3 separate regions of the Mus musculus genome follow, and all the other regions are linked to region 3. The links are chromatin loops, found by intact Hi-C in ENCODE. Cell type or tissue: heart. All regions are shown on one strand.

Region 1 (8,000 bases), 530 kb before region 3:
CCACCATGTGGTTGCTGGGATTTGTACTTAGGACCTTTGGAAGAGCAATCAGTGCTCTTACCCGCTGAGCCATCTCGCCAGCCCAAGAGGTTTTTTTTTTTTTATTCTATCATATTTAATGTTCCAAATAGATTTTTAAAAGTAGTTGAGTGCATATTACATTTAGTGTCAGAAGATACCATGTATATCTAAGAGGCATTTAGCTATTATAAATTATTTTGATGACTTAAAAAATGTTAATACTGAGTTGTATATTTAAAATAAATTTTATTAGTTTAATTAAAAAAAAAAAAAGAAGAAAAGCTGGGATAAATATCTTCCCTGGCTACAATGATTCCAATATGATATTTGAGGCACAGTTCCTTTGTGGCACTTAAATCCTTAGACTACACAGGTAAAAATATGAGAATACATAAAGATAGCCTCAAGTTACTTTCTACCTTGATTCAGTTTGTTTTTGAACCTAAAGCTTACTCATTTGTGTGCAGAGCATACATTTGATGTTATACCAGTAGCATCCAACCCCTTGGTTTTGTATCTCAAAACATTTAAATGGAATTTTCACATGTCACTGAGCTAGCTATTTATGTCAATTCGCTGAGTTTGTAGATTGCCTAGTAGTCACTATGTTTGAGAGAATCTGTGAAGATGACTCAACCATGTGCTTGTGCTGAAGTAGTTGATGTCCCAGGCAACAGGTGTCAAGGAAGATCAGTACCGGATAAACACTGTGAAGGCTCAGAGTGCATAGGAACCAAGCGGGGAGAATCGAAGTGGTGGGGACTCTGGGGGGGACCGAGGGTGATGAGGAGCCCCAAAGGAAGATAAGCTGAGCAGAGAGCTGAGGGAATCTCTTCTGTTCTCTCAAGACCCTAAAAGGCTGCAGCTGGTCCTTCACTTTAGTCTACTGAGTGGACTAAAGTGGAGTGGTGAGATTGTGGAGTCAGAGACAAGTCTAGCTCTGCCCTCATCACACACGTGCTGGAGCATATTAACTGGGTCCCTGCAGCTTCTTCTTAAGCATTAGGATGGTAACGGGTTCAGCCTTTGCGTTAGGAGAATACAACTAGATGATCCAGTCAGGTGGTCAGGTCACGTTTAGTGTATGGCAAATAAAACATTGGCAGTGCATATATATAATCTTAGCACTTGGGGAGACTTAGGGCAAGCTGTGTCCAAGGCCAGCCTTGGCTACACACAGACACTGTCTCAAAAAAAACCAAAAAAACCAAAAAAAAAACCAAATTTGGGCTCTCAAGATGGCTCTGTGGTTAAGGGCACCGGTTGCCAAGCTCAGAGACCTGAGGTTGATCAGGAGCCACACAGTGGAAGAAGAGAGCCGGCTCTAGGAAGTTACCCGTGACTTCCAGATATGTAACATGCCATAGGTACACAAGCCACATACACAAATTTTAAAGAAAAAAAAAAAAAAAGAGACATGGTCTCTACATAGCCCTGGCTATCTGGAACTTACTATATAGACCAGGCTGGCCTTGAACTCAACAGAGATCCACCTGCCTCTGCCTCTCAGGTGCCCAGAATTTTTTTTTTAAACTGCAGATAAAACATTGGCCAATGGGGCAAACTTATCAGTGTTTCTGCTCTCATTGGTATCAGTCTGGCATGTGTCAGGTTCATGCCATTTCCATCCCCACTACCTTTCTGCAGCCTCTGCAGTGGGAAGAGATGGATGCAGAGAACCGTCACAGGACTGCTCTCCAGTGCAAATGCCTTTCCATCCCTTCAGATTTATATCTGAAGCTGTCGGTAGCATTTTCAAGCCTATGCCTCTAAAATATAAAAAACCAAACTGAGTGGAGACCTGGCACTGGGAACTGTGACTTGTTGCTGAGCCTCCACCTAACTAAGAATCTGACCTTCAGAAAGCCTGGGCACGTAGTGGGTCTAGCTACATAATTTATGGGACTAGTGCAATGTGAAAATGCCAGGCCCCTACTCATAAGGCAAGAAGAATGCTAGTACAGGTGCTAAAATGTAAAGCTCATGTTTAAAAAATCTTACTTAAAATATAGTAGTGTTATATGAAGAACAACATAAAATTATAAATTCTAAAAATAACATTTTTGTGTTATAATTTAATATGGTACAAAACAGTATCATGATTCTCTCTAAATCTTATTTTTTTCTAAGTATTGATGTCCCACTCTGCTATTGTAACTAACACAGAAGAGGAAACACAGTGATCAGTGTATTGTGGGTCCCAGCCTGTCCTGTAGGAACGTGCAGTTGAGAGGTCCAGGAGCCTCCCTCTGCTGCTGACTACTCCCTGTAGGAAGTATGTGGCCTGGAAACTCAGTTTCCTCCCTTCTGTCCATTCCCATCCTCTGTTCTGGGGCTGACACTGATCTAGAGCATGGAGTGCAGGCACACTCTGCCTCTCACGGCTGAGTACAGGCACACACTCTGCCTCTCATGGCTGAGTACAGGCACACACACTGCCTCTCACGGCTGAGTGCTGGAGTGCACACACACTGCCTCTCACGGCTGAGTACAGGCACACACACTGCCTCTCACGGCTGAGTGCTGGTGTGCACACACACTGCCTCTCACGGCTGAGTGCTAGAGTGCACGTACACATTACCACTGGAACAGAGCCTGGCATCAAAAGCTTCTGGCTTTGAAAGGAAGTCCACAGTAATTAAAAACACCCTTCCTATCCTATATGGTGGTATACACCTTCAACTCTTAACACTCAGGGAGCAGAGACAGATGTATTTGAGGACAGCCTGGTATATGTAGCAAGTTTCAAGCAGCCAGGGCTATGGGATGAGACCGTATCTGAAAAAAGAAAGCTAATTTTAATATAAATAAGTAGAATATTCTTCTTAAAGAGAGTTAGTAGTTAAGGATGATGTAAATCTAAAGGCTGGCTCCTTTCTGACTTCATCGTGCTAGGTGGCAAGCTTGGGTTATTTGGACACCTGTTTGTATCCTGCAGCTAGCAATAGCTCTGATACCTGTGGGGGCTGAGGAGCCTCGGGCATTTCATCCCTTAGGGAGAAACACCCGAATCCCAAAGGAGCCAGACATGGAGACATGCCCCTTGCAAGCCTTCTAGTTATTAAATTGAACAAAGTTGCCAGTGGGACATTCTTAGGCTCATCATACTATCTGTTTCATAGGTTCAGTGTAAGTTCAAATCTGACCTCAACAGTAATTGTGCTTGGCAGCTCTGATATATCGATTATAGTTTATTCATATGTGCTAAAATGATGATAGTTATAAATTTGAGTGATTATGATTTTGAGGTACTTACATATAAGAGTATATTCTTAAGTGTAACAAAACACAGCTTCATTTACTTATTTCTTTGTTGACATAGGGTCTAACTCTGTACTCCACACTCTCATGTGATAGAGTATGGAATTCCATGCCTCCTCTGTGTGATGGGAAAGGCTTAAGTGAGTAGCCATGGTGTGAGTGTGTGTGTGTGTGTGTGTGCACGCGCGCACGCATGCATGTGCGCTCATGTTTTAAAACCCACTAACTGGTCTGAGTGCTTCCGGATCTTCCCTGTAGTGCATCGCAGAGCATCCAGTAGCATGAGCTGGAGCTGATGGGTCAGTCAGGATGAGCATCTGGTCACTGTTGATTTCCAAGAGCCTGCATCCTGGGTTATAACTCTACAATCGTTGCCAGAGAGCTTTCTGTCCCCAAGCAAGCGCTGTTTCAGTTTGTGTACTCCAAAACAGCTTGTGCAGCACACATGGACCTGGAGAGAGGATGAAAAAGTATCTGGCTATACAGTTGGTTCTCTGAAACATTCCCAAGCATTCTCTGTTGTGGAATAATACTTAAAAGATAATCAGGACACTGGTTTGTTTCACTGTGGAGAGCTGATCCAGGACTACACACTAAAGTCCAGTGGCTTTAGATGCTCGAAGAGATGTGTGATGGAGACAGTGAGATGTGGCCTCGGTTCAGCCAGGGAAGCTTTACAGCATTCAGCAGGTGGCACTCTCTGCCGTGCTAAAGCTCATAGCTGTGGTGACGTAGTTTAGAGGGAGAGAAGGAGGTGAATGACAGCCCAGCGATGGCCACAGTTTGCGCATGAAAGTCCAAGTGGCTTGAGGAGGATGCGAGTGCTTTGCTTTTGAGAAAGGTGAGAAATAGAACATTCAGCAAAGAGGCAAGTTTTACATGATCACACTGTTAAGCTGTCCTTGGACTTGAGTTCAAACCTATATCCTCAGCCTGTCTGCCTCAGCCTCTTGAGTTGGTGGGATTGCAGATGTGCACCACCACACTTGGCTAGAATCTCTATTTGTGTAACAGAAATAAACTGGTGCATAGGAACAAGCTTTTAATACAGGGACTTTATAACAAGAGTAGGAGCCTTTTCAAATAGCAGGTCACTTTCTGTGTGAAAATCTGTGACAGTCTGCATGATTCTCCAAGCTTTTTCTGTCACTAGGATGGGCAGATCTCTCAGAGAAAAGAGTTGGTGGTTTATTAGGATATTTGGTGTGTTTCCACACCTGCAGATCAGGAGTGACCTTATGGCCTACACCCTCATCCCAGATCTTGAGGGATGATAGAGAGAGCAGAAACAGACACCTCAGAGCCTTCTTTTTAACATTGCTTTCCTAACCGTGCAGCTTTGGCCGTATGTTAGTAAATGTTAGTGCGTGTGTTAGTAAAATCCCATATAGTTCAAAACTTACAAGAGACTGCAGACTGTGAATAGAGCCCTAAAAATGGTATAGTTGGTGACAAAGAAAATGTGCCACGTGCTGCTGTGTGACAGGCTAGTTATACTAATTTGCAGTATACTCTGGCCTTTACTTTGGTGTAGAACAAAACAATTTTTTTTTTCTTATTTTCCCTCTTGCTGTTAGTAGATATTGTGGTAGCTCTCGTGACTCTTCATAGCATTTAAATAAGAGTCATGGTTAAAGCGTAATTGTATTATTCCTAAGACGGGTATTAAGAAGCTATTGGCTCTGTAATTCTTTTATTACAGAAGCAGAGCCTTTTGACCATATTAGAAGAGAGTTGAGCCTTTCTGCTTAGCGGATTTTCCAGAGTGCTCAGTCAGTTAATCACATGGCCTCTTTGGAGCATTTAGAGGAGTTACTTCATCTATTGGTATTAATAGCCTTGGGGATGGTGCCAGTGAGTGTCGAAGCATGAATATTCCACAGGACCCGTCTTCTGAGTCTCTCATCTGTTCTTACCTATCATTAAAAAACAAGGACCCGAGTTTCCGTGGTTCGTTTGTTTTATATTCTAGGGCACACATGTGCCAGAGAGCACCGTGAGCATGAGAGGACAACTTTCAGGAGTCAGTTCTTGCCTTCTGTCTTGTTGAGGCAAGGTTTCTCTTGTTTCTCCTGTGTCGTATTCTAGGCTAGCAGGCCTGCGAGTGTCCCACCACCAATTCTTCTGTCCCTGCCTGTCACTCGCAGTGGGGATGCTTCGATCATGGCTCTGTGCTGCCACATGAGCCTTTTCAGTGGATCTCAGAGATGGAGCTCAGGTGACTGGGCATGTGCAACACAGCAAAGACTTTTACCCCACGAGTGCCTCTCTAGCTAGACCCTGTGTTCTCCCACTCCTCAGTGCAATCAGAAGGGTGAGAGTCACACGTTTAAGCTGCCACTGGCTTCCGTCTGAGCTGCTTTGGATGGTAAGATGGTGGGTGGTGTGTAAGACGTGTAATGTTGGTAAGTGCATATCCTCTTGGTTTTCCTGATAAAGGAGTAAGAGAATGAGTTGGAGGTAGATGGCTGGCCGGCTGAATTCTCGGTATTCTGCACAAGCATTCTGAGTGTCACCCCACGACAAGACAGCTTACCTTCAGCGACTCAGTGATACATGGCCGCTTTTCAAACCTAATTTTCCTCCAGGTCAACTGATGAGACATTTAGCTTGGCCGAAGAAACGTGTAGCTCTAATCCAGCTATGGTTAGAAGGAAGAAGATCGCCATCAGCATCATCTTTTCCCTGTGTGAGAGAGAGGCCGCCCAGCGGGATTTCCAGGACTTCTTTTTCTCCCACTTCCCCCTGTTTGAATCTCACATGAACAGGCTGAAGGGTGCAATCGAAAAGGTAAGGGCCCCGGGCTCCATTCCAGGCAAACACTTAAATAAGGAAATGGAAGGTGATATGATTGTGACCTACTTAGTGGCCAATAGGGGAGAGATTTGCAGTTTAAAGTGACACGTTATGTGGAGATGGCCTGCGTAAGGCGGTCAAAGAGTGTCCTGTATGATGACCCTAGGATTTTTAAGGCTAGAGACCAGGGTGCTGTAGGGAAGGAAGTTACTGGTTTTGATGAGGAAGAATGTCATTACCATCAATATTTTAAATGTATTATAGCATCGTTGTTCATTAGTGAGTCAGCAGGCCAGTCATAGAGGAATATCTTCTTAGAGAGTAACGTGGCTCTCTCTCTTCCATGAAGGCCATGATCTCCTGTAGGAAGATCTCTGAATCAAGTCTCCGAGTCCAGTTCTATGTGAGCCGTCTGATGGAAGCACTGGGAGAATTCAGGTAAAGTTCAAGGTTGGAAATCCAACAGGAAGTGATGAGCAGTAGTATGACCAACTGTCATGAGTCTATGTCTTAAAAGAGTTGGGGGACTGGCCATATTTAGTCATCTTAGTGTCGCTACCCATGAGAGCAGGGTACGTAAAGCCAAACATTGAGTAATAACTCTCTCTGTGCCTGACAGTTCTTAATGGGGTCAGTTTTTTTGTTTGTTGTGTTCTTGGGGTGGGGTTGTTGTTTTGTGTTTATTTTAAAGTGGGGGTCTCACTATGTAGTCCTGGCTGGCCTGGAACTGCCTATTAGACTGAGCTGGCTTCAAACTCACAGAGATCCTCCTGCTTCTGCCACCTGAGTGCTGGGATTAAAGTGTGCATTACCACGTCTGGCATAATGGGATCGTTTTCATCAGAATGAACTGAACACTAATTTTAAAGATGTCTTGTAATCAGTTTCATGATCTTATATCTGTTGTCCCATTAAACTTTGAAGGCAAAGCCTTTTTATCCTTTGTACAAATGTTAAAACTGGGGTCCAAGTGTGTGGTGCTGCCTGTGCCCTGAACGAATGAAGAAAATATGTGCATGTTGTAGAGACCTAGCCAGGGCACATCTAGTGCACATGGGAGCCTGTGGTACACGCCCTGGTCTGGATAGTGAATCGAATGATGTCCCTTCTCAGATACTGAAAGCAGTTTCTAACTAATCCAGAGCTCCACCAGTTGTTGTGAATGAGCACTGGTTTTCTATACCCCTTGCCCAAAGTGTGGTTAGCAGGGTGATCTGCTATCAGATGGGGTCCCCCCCCCCCATGCTCATCTGAGTTCCTCAGAGCCAGTCTCTTAACAGGGAATGGAGTCTCACTGAAAAGCAGTGTGGCAAATAGCTGAGGGGTTAAAAACATTGCAGTTCCTAGAATGTTAGAACATTTCTTGCTGATGAGCTCAATGCTGCTTGAAGTAAAATGACTACAGCTTCCGACCTCCAGCTGTAGATAAGGAACTGTTTATGTTGATCATGTGATGAGTGCCTTGAAGGTGTTGAGTAAGCTGTCTTCATTGAGGGCAGCAGTGTCATCCTGCTGTGGCGACATTCGGAGCTGACTTGTGCTTGAGTGTCTGGATGCTAATCTAATCACACTACTAATCTTTCAGAGGTGAAAACCTGAAAATAAAGAACCAGAAATTGTGTCTATAGAGGACTTTTACAGTTAGACAGTGAGCCCTTCCAGGAACAGACAAAATAATGTACTAGTATTATTTTGGTTGGTCGGTTGGTTGGTTGGTTTTTGAGACACATTTTCAGTGCGTATCCCTGGTTGTCCTGGAACTCAGTGTGTAGACCAAGCTATCCTCGAACTCACAGAGATCCACCTGCCTCTGCCTACCAAATGCTGGGATTAAAGTCGTGTGTAACCACACCCAGCTGAGACATAAATTTTGTAGGTAAATCCTATGCCTTGCTACTATAATCATCTTCACTGCTATTGTT
Region 2 (8,000 bases), 61 kb before region 3:
CCTCTCAATGGAGTGTCATGGTTACATGTTCCAGAGCAGGTAGTCTGGCAGAGAGCTGGCTCCACTCCTGCCATTTTCAATTCTGAGGTTCCTCAGCCAAATTGATTTTTTTCCAAATAAAATAAAGACGAAAACCAGGCAAAGAATAGGTATGTAATCTCGGGCAAAGAGCGAACACTCTGCTGAGAAATTGAAGTTGAAAATCCCCAGAACCAGCCTGTGGAAATAACTTGAGAAGACACAGAAGAAAAGGTTCATCAGCCGCCTTTTATCATCTAGCCTGGAGTTTGCAGAACAACCGCCTCTGTTAGATAAGCAGCTCTTTGTGCTTCGCTGGGAAGGAGAGAAGCGCCCCAACGCCACACGCCACACGCCACACTTTCATCGTTGTCTTTTATCTTCTGACAGTCCAGACCCTTGTTATCTCTTCCACTTCCTCCAGTTAAACAGATTTAGACAGACTTTTCAGACAGGGCCAAGCCTTTTGTGTTGTGGTTTTCTTAACCCCGCCCCCCAGAGTACCCAAGTCATTTTAATAAACAGTTCTTTTAAAATCCAGTCCTAGGCTTGAGAAAAGATCATCCCTCTATTTCCATGGTATCTGAAAACCCCAAAAGAACCAATTAGCGTTGTGTAGCTCAAGGATAAAGGGGAGGATCTAGCTTTAAGAAATAGAAATATTGGCCTTCTGAAACTAATAGCTGTTATACATTCTACATGGAGTATATAGCCTGGGGTCTGAGAGCAGAGCAGATGTGTTGGTTTTGTTTGACCCCCACGCACATCTGCTGATTTTTACCTTACTTGGCGCTCACTCTTGGTTCCAGGAGTACAGCACATCCAAGTGGTACCATCCCTGCCCAGTGGGTGAAGAAGAAGCCTCCTTGTGATCTTGTTGGAACTTCAGGGGAGGAGATATTTTTATCTTCTGCTAAGGCTTCCAAATCCATTGATACATTAGAATACCAGATTTTTCTAGTAGCTTCCAGCTCAGAACAGAAAATCCAACATAGAAGGCAGGGCAAGCCAAGGGACTGGAGCTGGTAAGGAACCCCTGAGGATGCAACTGAGTGTTTGCCTCCATCTATCTCTGAACCTGCCCAGGGCCTGTGAGCTTCAGTTCTGTAAGCAATAATTTTAAAACATCTAAGCCAGTTAAGACAGGTTACTCTGACAACCCAGAGAGTTCTGATTAGTACAAGATGGTTTCTGAGAATTTGATTAACTGGCCATAGCTAGGACCGTGTCACTGTTAGAAGGCAAATGGAATTGAAGGAGCCAGGGCAAAGTACAGAGTTTCAAAACAGCAATTAAACAGGATGCCAAACTAAAATGCTCATCTTGTCATATTGTGCTGTTCATGTATATAAAACAAAATTTCAAAAGAGTATAGACTGGTTCAATTATTCAAAATGAGTTAAAGCCATGTGTACTAAGCTGTAATAGAAACTCCATCCTCCCTGCCCAGTTCTCCACCCCAAGGTATTGGTTTCTTTATTCCCAGGACTCAAAATTGTAACTTCATATGGCAAGTGACCCTGATGAACATGATTCAGTTAATGGCCTTGAGGTGCAGAGGTTGTACTCATTGTCTTTTGGATCCCAAGTGTGGTCCTGATGGTATTTATAAAACGGAGATAAGAAGGTCAAAGAAGGAAGAGGCTGAGATATGGATAGAAACATTTTGAAATGACGTGGCCATAGGTGGGAAGGTCAAGGAGCAAGCCCTTTCACTACTGTCTGGAAAGAACAAGTCACGTTATAAATACCACTTTATTGGAGGACAGAGAGATGGCTCTGCAATTAGAAGCACCTGTTGCTCTTGTAGAAGACCTGGGTTTGATTCTCAGCACCTTCATGGTGGTTCACAACCACCTATAACCCCAGTTCAAGGTATCTGATACCCTATTTAGACCTTGGAGGGTAACAAGCACATACAAGGTACATGTACATACATGAAGGCAAAACACTCCACATTAAATAAAATCAATAAATCCAATTGAAATAAAGACTGCCTTGCTGTTTTCACCTCCAGAACTGCTGGAATGAATTTGTGCTGTCAGTAGATTGGTGATATTTTGCTACTGCTGCAATAGGAAATGAATACACCACAATAAATTAAAAAGTAGTAATGAAATACCGAAGCATATTTTTCTTCTTGAAGTTCTAGTATATGGAAGGAGCAAAACCATGGGCTAGTATGTCTGGGCCTTGAGTCTGATTTAGTTAAAGGAAGATTTCTAACTAGAGATACCTCTGGGGAGAGCTTAGTGATTTGGGGTACTTAAAAGGGTCACTGAGTTCTAAGGATGTCATGGCATTCATGACCGGAGTACCCAGTTTCCAAGAAAGATTAACAGGCAAGCACAGGAAGTCAAGCAGATGGACTCCCCAGGCATCTTGGTGTGTTGATGGACAAGAAGCTAAATTTCCCTCTGGAGTCATGGGTCAGACAGAAGGAACACTACTTCCTGTCAATTGAAACATCTTTTTATAGATGGGAAAAGTCAACTGTGGAGTTCTGGAGAAAGAGTTCTTCCGTTGTTTACTTTGGCTTTCAGGAACGTTCTTGGACTTCAGCTGCCATTTTGACCCCAGGGAAAACAGACTAAAGGGAAAGTGAAGATGTCCTGGGTGGACCCTGAGTTGAGTCACATGATCTGTCCCAGCATTTGAGAGATGTTCAATGGAGGCACAAGAAGAATGGGGGATGGGGGAGCATCTGGGGCCTACACTTCACTGAGGTTCGGCTGTACCTTTTTGAGGTCTGGGCATTCTTCTGAAACCTTTCCACAAGGGAGGGAGAAGACACTCTCAGCTCAGCTTACCTTACAGGCTGAATTCTATCTTGGCTACTTGACATTATGTTAAAGTAACCTGAACTGAACCGTGCAGCTCAGAACACAGACAGGACTTCTGTTAGCCACAAGTGGGAAGGTCTCTCTTGAATCCAAGCACTTCTGGAGAGATGATGATGGCGTGGCTGGTAGGAAATTAGCCTCTGCTCAAAATTCTTGGGTTAATTTGGACAAAATTCTCATTTTTAAGCCCTCATGCTGTGAGCCACCAGGGCACATGCTAACCCTCAGGGGAGCTGCTGAGGTGGCCTGTTATTTCCTCATGGAGTAAACAATGGGGGTGGGGTGCGGGAATATGATTTTAACTTTCTAGCATCACTGCAGGCTTCCCTTCCTCTGATTTAGAAGTCTTCAAGGGAGCAGGGTGATAAGATGGCAGTAAATGTAGGACTGAGCGACTGGAGGGTGTGAGTCATGGAGAAACGTGAAGGGAGGTGGTAGTTCAGGAAAGAGGAATTTACATGTAAAACTAGAAGCTGGGGCAGGAGAGATGACTTGATGCTAAAGAGTACTTAGCAGAGGACCCAGGTTCAATTCCCAGAACCTCCACAGTAGCTCACAAATATTCCCAAGTCCAATTCAAGGGGATCTGAGGCATGCATCCATGGCAAATGGGAAGGTAAGGGTCCAACATCCCTTGCAAGGTTCCACTCCCAATGGCCTAACTCCCTCTTCTTAGGTTTGATCTCCTAAAGGTTCCATAGCCTCCAAATATAGCTGCAGGCTGGGGACCAAGACTTCAAATGCAGGGCTTAATAATTTTCTTATTCTCTTGCTTTAAGACAGGCTTTTGCTATGTAGCCTAGGCTGGCCACTAACTTATAGTAGTCTGTCTGCGCAGCCACCCAAAGGCTGAGATTTGAGACATGTGCTACCAATTTGGGGGAATAATCAAGATCTGAATTATAGTAGCAGCTATCAAATATTTCTCTTTAAAAACAATCAGTTTGTGGCCCCGGACATGGCTCAGTGGGTAAAGCACTGTCCCTGTAAGTGTGAAGGACTGACTTTGTATCTCCAGAATGTAGGTAAAAGCCAGGCATAAGAGTAAATGTCTGAAATCCTGATGCTGCAAAAGTGAGTTGGGAGGTAAAGCTAGGAGCATCCAATGACAGGCAGGTACCTGGGAACACAAAGGCAACAACAAAGAGAGACCCTATCTTGAACAAGGTGTCATGCAAGGACCAAGGCATGAGGTGGTCTTCTAACCTACACATATGGTACATATCTACTTGTATTCACATGAATATGCACACACGTATCTACACAGACAGACATAGCACACACACACATGCATGCACACACACACACATAGACATAACTCACATGGGGGGGGGTGGTGGTTTTTAATCAGGTGCTCAGCTGAGAAGGGAAAGTCACTTAGATGCTTTGAATGTTTTAACTCATATAGCAACACAAAGACCGAAGTGTGTTACTGTTGCAGAGATATGCAAAGCCCAAGCCCTTCCAGCTGGTGGCACTCATGCAGGCTAAGTTTAGAGCCACAAGGAGCAAAGGAGAACTGACATTACTCAAAACTAGCAAGAGAGCCAGCCTACTGGGACATTTTCCCACTTTTAAAGGCCTGCCCTTAGTGGAAGGAAGGGATTGGCAGTGCAGGGTGACTTCCATGCCTGGAGCTCGGTGCTGGATATCCTACCCTTGAGCTTCATGGGGGCTGTTTTGCCATAGGGGACAAGCTTGCTGTGACATGACATCCTGAGGTTGGAGACAAGGCAGATGGCTGTGACTTCAAGGGCTTAATCTCAGGCCGACTTAGATTTTCCTTTCTGCCGGAGATGGAATTGCCTGATTCCCTGTGGGAATTAAATTCTGTTTGCAGTCAAACCAATTTGAATTAATTTAGCAAGTGTCAATTTTTCCCTCTGAACTGTGTAGAATGCAGTTCTAAAATTAGACTGACTAGTGCAGCCTCTCCCAGGCTTTTTTCAGTCTTTGCAGATGGAGATAATATTTCCTGCAGAGATGCTGTCGAGAGCTAAACAGCCCTTCCAAATCACAGTCAAGTTCACCCTGTAGACTTCGGTGCGGGCAGAACCTTCCTGGGGTGGTTCATATGGACCACTAGCCTCCTTTTCCCCAACCGTGGCGATCGCGCACCCCACAAGGGCTCCTGATGGACACTGGCTGCAAATTTCTACTCCCTAGCCGCTTGACAAACAGGCTGGAGTAAAGATCTGCATTTGGATGCATTGACGTTGCTACTGTTCACCCTCTGAGAGCATTTCTGAGGCAGGCGAGTGATCACTCAGGATAGGCCATGAAGAGGTACCAGCCAGCCCTGCTCCTCAGGCAGAGCATTCTGGGAAGCAGATTTAGTCCAAGCACTCGTGCGATGAGCTGTTCATACCCTCCATGATTCAGCACACAGAGACAACACTGGAGACAGAGGTCTGGCCTGTAAGCCATAGAGATAAAGTCCTTGGATCTAGAGGTGTATGTCACCAGTATTTTTAGGTCCTACACATGACCCCTTCCTGTCTTACTTCACCCTCTTAGCGATATCCCATCCTCCTGTCTTTCCTAGCCACGTTTTCTGATTCTTCACTCTTTTGCATTTGTCTCCTCTCTTTGGATTGGTTCGCTAAGGATTGACACCGTTATCACCGTTCTGCATGAAATCCTGGTTTGTTCCAAGTAACAGGCTGGTTTTCCTCTATATTTATTTACTCTTTACAGCTCACAGCAAGGCCGAGCTATGGCTGTGGACAGTATACACACCCCTCTTCTTAGTCCAATTTCCACTCTCAGGGAGACTCAAGCCAGCACAACAACCTTCTCAGGCCTCTCACAAGCTGCTCCCCCTTCCCTTTTCACTCACTATAATGAGCTAACATAGTTCCCAAAGGAGGCTCTAATTAGAACTGCTTATCCTTGTCCCTGTAGGATACCACCAAAATAAACCCCCTCAGTCTACACCCTCTGCGACCACTGAGAGATTGTGCTATGCTGTGTGGCACTCCTCACATGAGAGACTGCGTCACAGACCCAAGATGGGCTCAAGGGCTCATTGACATGAGGACACGAGACTAAGGGCGGTGGGTGGGTGTTCTGAAACCTAGGCCAACAGGAATCAGAGTGTTGCAGGATGCCCTTGAAGGCTTGCACATCAGTGTTCACAGAGGTCGCAGGCACAGCCTCTCTCCAAAGGCTTCGATCCAAACTCAGTGGCGCACAGCTGCTGCCAGCACCCTCAGAGATATTGACACATCTCCTTCTAATGTCTGCTTCTCCTTTGAGCTTTTATCAACGTCTGATCTGCCTGCTTGCTTTTACTTTAGACACCAATGCTTGGTTTTCCTGGGCTCTGTTTCCCCAGTTTGCTTTTCCTCTCTGGGGTGACTCTCTCTCAGCCTCTTTGGGACAACTCTTCCCCTGTTTGTCACCTCTAAATGTTAGAGGACTCATGGGCTGCAGACTTCCCACACTACACAAGTTTCTCCTACATAAGCTCACGTAGCTCCAGGGCTTTAAAGACCACATCTAGGCAAATACATAAACAAAACCAAAACAAGACGAAATAAAACCCCAAACCCAACAATAACAACAACAAAATACCCAGGTTCATTTACTCAACTTAGGAGACACCTTGGAACTCAAACTCCATCTGACTGCCCATTCTCTATGGCTCCTTGGTTGCTAACAGGAATTCCATTCCCAGGTTTAATAAACTATGGCTAGCCAATGTACACGGCACTGCTTAGTATTTACATGTGCACTCAAGTAATTCAGTCATGGACAGATAATGGGCCATTAGCAGGATGTATGCTAGACCAGTATTGTTGGGTTAGAATAGCTGAGAATCTGCCCAGCTGTAGTGTCCAAAGCTTATAATAAATATAGTAAGTTTTCATGTTCTTATTCAGGATCTGGAGTGGTCCCTAAGAACGTTAGCTGCATTTTCCAATTCTCCAACCTGCACTTCACTTACTTTGTAGCCAGCACTAGCCTTCCTCTTTCACTATTACTATTATTGTTATTACTATTACTACTTTTATTATTAATAGAAAGCTTTTGGGGCTGCTTCTAGGAATTTGGCATGGATTTGATATTGGACTGAGACAGTGAAGTAGGCTCAAGGCAAGTACAGTGGAAGAATGTATTGCACTCTTTGCATCTGGATCAGCCTGATAAACCCTTAGACATAGTGACCATGGGACTTGGTTTATTGCCCTGTTTGATTACTTTGATTTTTGTCCTGTTTGTTCCTTGGCTACTTTTTCTTTTTATGCTTTAAGGACTGACCATATTCTTTGTATGTACCCAGAATAATATAAAAACAGACTAGAAAAAATTAAACTCACCTTTAGCTTCAGAACTGGCTGGGGTCCTGTTATAGTGCTTAATTGTCCTGTCTAATTGTCTGTTTCTCTTCAATCCTCCCTCCCTCCCTGGAAAAAAATCCATTGACTGACTGAGCTGGCTTGGTCAGTTATTATTATTATTATTATTATTATTATTATTAATTTCACTGTTTAGCCTTCTGGTTTTTTAGGCATTTCTACCCAGCATCTTTGTGCTTGTTCTTCCTTCAGTCTTGAATACCCTTCCTCTAAACCTTTCTAGTACTGTTTCAAACACATATTCCTTGCCTTTGCTTGAAAGAAGGCCCTTCTTCAGAGAGACTTCCTAAATACTCTATACAAAATTTTTCTGGTATTATGTCTCTAAATCTTATCCTCAATGCTTTCCTTTTTAGCATTTAGCAATTTTCATGACATGTGTATACATGTATATACACATACATATTTTAAATGTTTGTGTTCTAATAGTACACGACTGCCAAGGAGGAAGCCCTGGTCTTTCCATTTTTCTTGGATAAAGCTATAGTGATCCCTTGAGGGTAGCTTTGAGATCCTGGCAACTTGGTATCTCTTGGCACTAGGTAATGATGTTCTGAAAGCTCCCAAGGAGTCAATCACTTTTACTTAAAGTGGTAGTTTTTATGGCTAGCTAACTTAAAATAAATAAAATAGTTAAATGTCATCATGGACTCTTTGCATCAGGTTTGTAAAGAGCTGTTTCAAAGTTGTGTGGGGTGGTTCACACACACAGACAGGAATAGCAAAAGTTTAAGGCCACCCAAAGCTACATAGTGGGGACGTATCTAAAAAACAAATA
Region 3 (8,000 bases):
GTCTGACTCAGAAGCTGTTCTCTAGTGACATTGGGGGTGTCTTCCGATTCCTCACCCAGGTGACCCAGTGCTGGCGCCGACCAGAAGGGACTTGTGACCCTGGTCAGGCTGGGTTTTCTGCTTCCCTAATGCTGGTCCTGTGTTATTGGAATGGAATAGAAATTGTTTTCCACTCACCGGTGGTCCTAAGATCTCATGGAGAGTCCTCTCGGGACCTTGTGGGTATCTGCTGACTCTGTGCCTAAGGTGACCCAGTGCTGGCGAAGACCGGAAGGGACCTATTGTTTATTTCTTTTAAAAAAATGAAGTTTCAGGAAAATGTGTAGAGCTGTATAAATTATATCTAGTGAAGTAACTAGACTCAAAAAAAGCAAATACCACCTGCTTTCGTGTGTTTGTGTGTGTATATTCCTAGAAAAGGGACCATGGAAGACGAAGTCTGAAAGATAGATGGTTTATATGACATTTACAGAGAAAGGGGGCTACTTGATGGGTTGTTGGTTAGCAGGAGAGTGAAGGAGCATGGGAGAGCTTCGTCCAAAAAAGGCTTATCGATAAATACAAAGTAAGTATAAAAATGTCACAACAGAGCCATTTACATTTTATGCTAATTAAAATATAACGTAGAAAAACTTCACAATAAAAAGAAACTGAAGAGGGAACCCCTTTTGTCACCATGGTATTTCTTCAGCTAATCTTGGCTTGATGCTGTGCTGGGACTAGGCTGAGAGCTACATGGAAAGTGATTTCTCTGAGCTGGGACCTCCATTTCATTTTCCTGTTGACTGTTATTTCTGAAGGTCTCAGCTGCATTCCTTGAAAGTGACTGTAGAGTTCAAGACAGTTTTACCAGACTCGACTTAAAGCATATATAGAAAGTTAAGGCGGCCCCACCCGGGCGGCGCCGCCCGCCCGCGCGTCCCTTAGTCCACCTGCACCAGGCAGGAGAGCAGGCTCCCCCCGGCTCCGCCACCGTAAGGCGCTGGGCGAGCCCGGAGCTTGGGGGCTCTTCCTCCCAGGCGGCGCTGAGCGTACGAGGAAGAGGCAGCTACGGCGGCGGCGGCGGCTGTGGCAGCAGCGCATAAAGGGGCCGCCGCCGGGTGATGCGGTGACCGCTGCGGCAGGCCCAGAAGCTGAGTGGGGCCTCGGCCCTCAGCTCGTCTGATCCGCGCTCCCGGGAGCTCCCGGTCTTCTCCGGTCGACTCGCGACCGCTCGGGCGGCCTCAGGCCCCCTCGCCCCTTCCCCGTCCCTCCCCCGTCCCCGTTCCCGCCCCGGGGGCCGTCGCCACCGTTTCCCACCATGGCTCTGAAGAGAATCCACAAGGAATTGAATGACCTGGCTCGAGATCCCCCAGCACAGTGTTCAGCAGGTCCTGTTGGAGATGATATGTTTCATTGGCAGGCTACAATAATGGGGCCAAATGACAGCCCCTATCAGGGTGGAGTATTTTTCTTGACAATTCATTTCCCAACAGATTACCCCTTCAAACCGCCTAAGGTTGCATTTACAACAAGAATTTATCACCCAAATATTAACAGTAATGGCAGCATTTGTCTTGATATTCTACGGTCACAGTGGTCTCCAGCACTAACTATTTCAAAAGTACTTTTGTCCATCTGTTCTCTGTTGTGTGATCCCAATCCAGATGATCCTTTAGTGCCTGAGATTGCTCGGATCTACAAAACAGATAGAGAAAAGTACAACAGAATAGCTCGGGAATGGACTCAGAAGTATGCGATGTAATTAAAGAAATTATTGGATAACCTCTACAAATAAAGCTAGGGGAACTCTGAGAGAGAGAAAGTACTTTTGATTTCCATTTGACTGCTTTCTATGAGCCCACGCCTCATCTTCCCCTGTGCACATGTTTACCTGACACAGCAGTGCTGCGTGTTGTACATACTTGGAACAACAAACTAGAAATACTGTACTTCTGTACCAACATTGCCTCCTAGCAGAGAAGTGTGTGTGTGAGAAGCCAGTTCTCCGGGCATAACCTAGGTGTGAGACTAAAAGCTTTCCTTATTGACTTAACTTTGGATAATGGCAAGATGTGAGGGGTAGTAGGTACACAGTGTGTGCTTGGATGGGAGGAAAAGCTCCAGTGACCCATAGGAGATTGTCCTTAAGTGGAGTCCATCCAATCTCAAACAGTCATAAAAAGCAAGGTGAAGAACGTGAAGCTGTTTCTATATTCATTTCATCCTGAAGGACCTACAACTTAGGTGAAAGTTATGACCAAACAGATTAAACTACATGCTGTGCTTTAAGGTCTAAGGTTAACGGATCAACATTTAAATGGACTGGAGCTGTTAGTACATAAAGTGTGGTGGGCTTTGTTCCCAACACTTCACATCTCCCTGCCCTTTCAGCCTTCCTCCTTTTAGCCCCTTTCCATAATCTTTGGTTTGTATGTGGTTTCTCAGTTAATACATAGCTAATAGCTCTTATTTTTCTTATGTTTTTAACTGCTTTAGGCCTATTTCGATGTAAGGGTGGAGATGTATTTGATGGAAATCTGTGTGTATATTTAAGACCCTGTTGCTCCTCTGGAGCTTGTACGTTCACGAATGATTCATCTGTGTAATAAACTGATTACTACAGTCATTACAAAAAAAAAAAAAAAAAAAAAAAAAAAAAAGAAAGTTAAATGCCATCAGATCTTTCTGTTATCTCATGTCTGAAGCCTCTCCTGTGTCACAGGAGGAACAGGGTCAGGAGATGGGAACTGCGCGGTGCTGAGAGCTGTTGAGCATGGTGACACATGCGAGTAGGCCTGGCACGTGGGAGACTGAGGCAAGAGAGTAGGAGTTCCAGGTCAGTCTAGGCTACATGGTGAAATCTTGAATCAGAAGCAAGGCAGGGTGATGCAGTGCGGTGCGGTGCGGTGCGGTGCGGGGCAAACCCAGCAAAGCATGATGGGACAGGCCTTAGGGCATAGCTCTTTGATAGAGTATGCATGTGTGAGGCCTAACTTTCTGTCTCAGATACAGTAAAACGAGTGTCAGGACAAAATAAAACACAACCCCGTGATGTGAAGGGAATGTCACTGTGGGTTTCTCTTTCTACTCGCACGGTACCCGAGGGCATTGCTTTGTCACTATTTTATTCTTGGCACTTTCCAAGTATTAACCATCAAGTAGTGTTCCTTTTTCCTCAGTAAGTTTCGAATCGACATTGTAGCGTTTATTGTGTAGAAAAAGAATTTTATCTGTTGCTCGCTCATGTTCAAAATGCTGTTTCTTCATTGTCCTTACAGTTTTCTCGCATGTTTCCCTAGAAAGTTAAACTTAGCTTTGTTCTCCACAGTTGGGGTTTTTCTCAGCGGAAGCAGTTTACCCACAGAATGAAATCTAAGACAAAGTTCTTACTTGTTCTCTCACACACAGGCAATGTGTTTTTTTTTTTTTTTCTTCTGGTCAGCTGTTAAAATGCTTAGCCTCATAAGTAGTGGGAACTCTAATTCAGATCAATTTTATGAGACTTTTCTGGCTAGAGCAAAAGGATGTGGTCAGGAGAGGGAGAGAGGAAAGATCTGAACTCACCCTGGTTTCCTCCGGTTTGGGTTAAACTGAAAACCGACTTTTTTTTTTTTTTTTTTTTTTTTTTCTCACGATTCACTTCTTGGGTCCACAGAGGCTCTTCTCATGACATCTCTTGGGAATCTCAGCAGCGGTTCCCACGACCCAGGGTGGTGGCTGTCTTCTGCAGCGTGTCACTTTATGGTGAATATTTGGGTGTTCCTTGCTCTCATGTCTTCACTAGGGGCATGGTATACAATGCATCTATACCGCCTCTATCTCTGAGCCAGATACTCTCATTAGTATCTTAAATGGCATCCACTCCCCTTCCCTGGTGATAATATTTCAGCTTCTGCCCCCAGATGGTAGCTTGCTATCCATGTCTCTGTTGCTGTGATAAACACCATGTCCGAAAGCAACTTGGGAAGGAGTGGGCTTGTTTCACCAAACCATCGTCCAGAGAATGCAAGGCAGAGAGAGACTCAAGGGAAGAACCTGGAGGCAGGAACTGAAGCAGAGATGGGTGTACTGGCGTGATCATCTCCCTTTCTAATACAATTCACACCCACCTATCTAAGGACCACAGTGGCCTGGGCCCTCCTACATCAATTAGAAATCAAGAAAATGCCCAGAGACATTCCACAGGCCAATTAGATGGAGGAGAGCCCTCTGTTGTAATGCTCTCTTCCTTGGTGTGTCTAGGTTAGTATCACATTGATTAAAAAAATAAACAAGACATTATTTTCATTGTCTACAAAAATATCTTGAATATCTTTAAGATAATACTTAAGTCTTTTTCATGTTTGATGGCTCCAAAGAATCTAGCTTATCAAAGACTATAACTTACTGTATTAGTCATGGTTCTCTAGAGAAACAGTCCTGATGGTAGAATAAATGTATATATTAATTTGTTAGACATCTGTTAGGGCGGCTTACAGGCTAGACTCCAGTTAATCCAACTACCGCTCTCTACGAATGGAAAGTCGAAGAATTCAGTATTTGCTTAGTCCAAAAGGCTAGGTGTTTCAGTTAGTCTTCCATATATACCAGGATCTTGAAGAAATAGCTCTAATTCCAGTGATGGCATGGGCTTGACAGCTAGAACAAACAGGCCAAGAACAAAAGCTTCCTTCTTCCATGTCCTTTATATACACTGCCAGCAGAAGGTATGACCCAAATTAAGGGTGGCTCTCCCCACCTCACAGTTTTGGATTAAAGGGGTGTCTTCCTACCTCAAATAATTTAATTAAGAAAAATCCCTCACAGGTGTGCCCAGGCACTTGGTTTTCACATGTATTGTACATGTAGTCAGCTTGACAACCAAGAATGGCCATCACACTCCCCTAGCCAGGGTCCTGCTCATTAATGCAGTGATTATACTAATTTTTTATTGTTACAAACCATGCTTCCGTGCGTGTTAGCCTATTCTTGCTAGTGAATGTATCTCCAGATAAGTTATAAATAGACTTGATAGCTGACAGGGCTGTGATTTAAAATCTTGATATATATATATATTTAAAAATTAGCTGTCATAGGAATCACACTGACTTAACTGCCTCTTGTAATGTGTGAGGATGCCTGTTTTCCGTAATCTTGCTCACACAGCATAATCTCAAATTTTCCAGGCAGACAAGGCGCACATGGTTTCTCCCTCGGCCTCTAGGTTACATTCCTGAATAACGTAAAGCTTACTGTGGTCGCTGTAACAAATGGCCACACAGGAACTACTGTGGCTGTCAGTAGTTGTTGTTTTCTAGAGACAGGACTTTGCTATGAAGCTCAGGCCGTACTTGACTCAGTTTTACCTCAGAGTGACTCATTAATGCCACAGTTTTAATAATACACATATTAATACTTCCGTTTCTAGGGGTCACAGACCCGGGCACACGCCAGCTGTGGTGTTCTCAGCTTGGGGTGAACAGGTAGTGGGGTTGGGGTCGGAAGGGAGGAAGCTTCTCTTTTTGGGTTCTCTTTGTGAGGTTCAGCTATGAAGTGTCTGTTTCCTGGCTTATTTCAAGAGTTGGCAGAATCTACTTCTTTGCAGTTAGTGGTGTGACCAAAGTCACCATCTCCTTTCTGGATGTCTTAGCTTATAGAAGGTGCAACTGCTAGCTTGCAGGTGATTCGGCTGAACTCTTCCCAGGGACTCAGTAACAGGGACTTAGCAATAGTGTGTCATCATCTGTGCCACTGACAGGTGCAGGTGGCCTGGGCAGCATATAAGAGAACTGAGTGCTACCCCAGCGCTCTCTCTCTCTCTCTCTCTCTCTCTCTCTACCTTCCCCCCCAACCCCCTGCATCGTGGCTCTGTCTGCTTCTAACCCCTTTCCAGGCCCTCGTTTTCCTCCCTTCCCCAAATAGACCTCCTTATATCAGGTCTGCCTCATGCTGTGACTTTTCCGGGGGACAACTTGGCACGGGTCTCCGAGGTACCCCCTTACCCCTGCCTGTCGCCTGCCTTATATTTCATAACAGTAACCGTTTACTGACATGTGTATCATGTACCACACAGCATGCAGTGTGTGTGCTCTAAGACAACGGGAGACTCTTATCTCAGTCTGATAAACTGCAATCCTGAATGACATAGAGTGATCAACAGAACAATTATCCTTTCTTCCGTGGTTCTGGTTTAGAGCAGGGTGGGAGTAAGGCTTGGGCATGTCAGTAAATCTCGACCTCTGACATACCTTTCCAGACTTGGGTTTAAAACACAGCATCTGATTATGTAGCCCAGGCTCTTCTTGAGCTCTCAAGCTTTCTGTCTTTCTCCTCAGCCTCCCCATTGCAGAGGTTACAGCCCTGCCTCTAGGCCAGGCTTTCCTACCACCTCTGTGTTACAATGTGACCTAATTAAGGGACTGGCTAGCCCATCAAATCTTGGTTCTCATTCTCTAGGGAGAATTCTCTAGGACAACACTCAGGTGCTATACATCAAGAAATGTATGTAGGAAATATGGAGTCATCTTGGAAGGTTGCATCACACAAGGGATTTTTTCCCCCCAAGGGTAAAAGTCTTTTGCATTTCCTCTCTGCAGAATTCTCTTTAATATTCTTTGGCTTCTTTCCACATATTTCGAAAAATAGCAAGATACGATACTGCACACATGAGTGCATGAGGAACGAAGCGAAGGGATAGATCTTGGGCTCGTTTCAGCTTTCAGAGAACAACCCTGCCTTTTCCCATCGAGAAGTAGCTGTGAGGGGCTGCAGTGTTGTGGCATGCCCCATTTGCTCTCTGGACAGTCTTTGATTCCAGGCTCCTTCCCTTGTTGCTCAAGACCTTAAGGGGTCTAAGAACTGTTTTTCCTTACTAGGAATCAAGTTGAGGTTTTCATGAGTGCTGGATGTTCCTTGCCAGTTAGCTTCTCCCCTGTGCCCGTCTAAGGTCTGCATGAGAAGCCCTACTAAGCAGATCTGTTCCAATACAGAGGGGCTCAATACCACAATCCTTATCTAGATCAAACCTTCCATTCTATTCCTTGTAGGTTTGAATTATGTTACACTGTGATGGTCCTAAGCCTGTCTCAGCACTCCAGGGTCATCTACCACCTTTAAGGCTGACAACTGCTATGTTAGCCATGCTTCTCAATTCCCCTCTGCCCTGTAGCACAACATGTTCGCAGGTGTCTCGGATCAAAATTGCTTTCTTTAGTGGGAGGAGAGGGACATCTCCTGCCTACCGCCAAGTGTCATGAATATTGGGTTGGTTTATACACCAGCCATTATGGTGAAAGTCAGGCTTGTAATGTTATCTTTTATTTTTTGAGATTATAATATAACTATATTACATCATATCTTTCTCCCTTCCCTTTCTTCCCTCCAAACCCTCCCACACACCCCTTCTTGCTCTCTTTCAAACTCATGGCATCTATTCTCCATTAATTGATTAATAGCTCTCTCTCCTCACTTAAATAAATAAGCACATCCTACTCGGTATTATTTGTGTACATTTTCAATGCGATTTGGATTTGAACAACCAATCATTGTGCTCTCTCTGAGGAAGACTGTTTCTCCCACTCCAAGTGGTCCTTAGTTGTCTGTAGAACTTTGTGTAGGGTTGAGGTCTTCTGGGCTTTCCCCATCTACTTTGGCATTATCTGTTGATTTGGTTCTTGTTCAGCTCAGGGTTAGGCAGCCATATTGATGGATTTTATGGGCAGAGCTTCTGCCATTCATTCCTAGGAGACACCACTCAGAGAAAACTCTCTGGTCTCACAATCTCTCTGCTAGTTCTTCCAAAATATCCCTGAGCCTCCACTGTGAGCTGTTTGTTTCTGCTCGTTGTGATGGTCCACTGATAGGATACGCTGAAGAGGCAGAGGCAGGAGGATTCTAAGTGGATGGGTTCCTAAAAGAAGTGTTCTGGACAATTCTCTGGACAGGCAAAATGTTCTGTCTTCTTTCCCCATCTGCATTCAAGTACTCATAAATTATTTTTGGTTTTTGTATATCACTTTTCCTGGGAGACATGAACTGAT

What was found. Peaks named below come from ENCODE experiments on the same cell type or tissue, not always from the same donor. Only the 100,000 strongest peaks of a DNase experiment are listed, where the experiment ranks them.
Region 1: it touches region 3 in a loop (4-fold over the local background); 10 of 42 quality-filtered maps call a loop at or near these places.
Region 2: it touches region 3 in a loop (2.9-fold over the local background); 7 of 42 quality-filtered maps call a loop at or near these places.

The regions. Positions count from the first base shown.
Region 1 is chr3:79,491,348-79,499,347 of GRCm38, reverse strand. It overlaps Fnip2 (folliculin interacting protein 2), which reads left to right. Exons shown (of 17, transcript NM_001162999.2): 9 at 5,871-6,072; 10 at 6,428-6,516. Among named protein-coding and RNA genes, the nearest start is that of Gm36442, 17 kb to the left of the region's middle. In heart, a CTCF peak has its summit at 3,974 (motif pointing right); no DNase peak of the experiment used is centred here.
Region 2 is chr3:79,020,682-79,028,681 of GRCm38, reverse strand. No RefSeq gene overlaps it. Among named protein-coding and RNA genes, the nearest start is that of Gm52609, 32 kb to the left of the region's middle. In heart, a CTCF peak has its summit at 4,345 (motif pointing right); DNase peaks (open chromatin) are centred at 2,481 and 4,551; H3K4me3 peaks cover 273 bases; H3K27ac peaks cover 1,660 bases.
Region 3 is chr3:78,960,100-78,968,099 of GRCm38, reverse strand. It overlaps the pseudogene Gm9762. Among named protein-coding and RNA genes, the nearest start is that of Gm23440, 16 kb to the left of the region's middle. In heart, no CTCF peak of the experiment used is centred here; a DNase peak (open chromatin) is centred at 3,669; H3K4me3 peaks cover 889 bases; H3K27ac peaks cover 272 bases; H3K27me3 peaks cover 463 bases.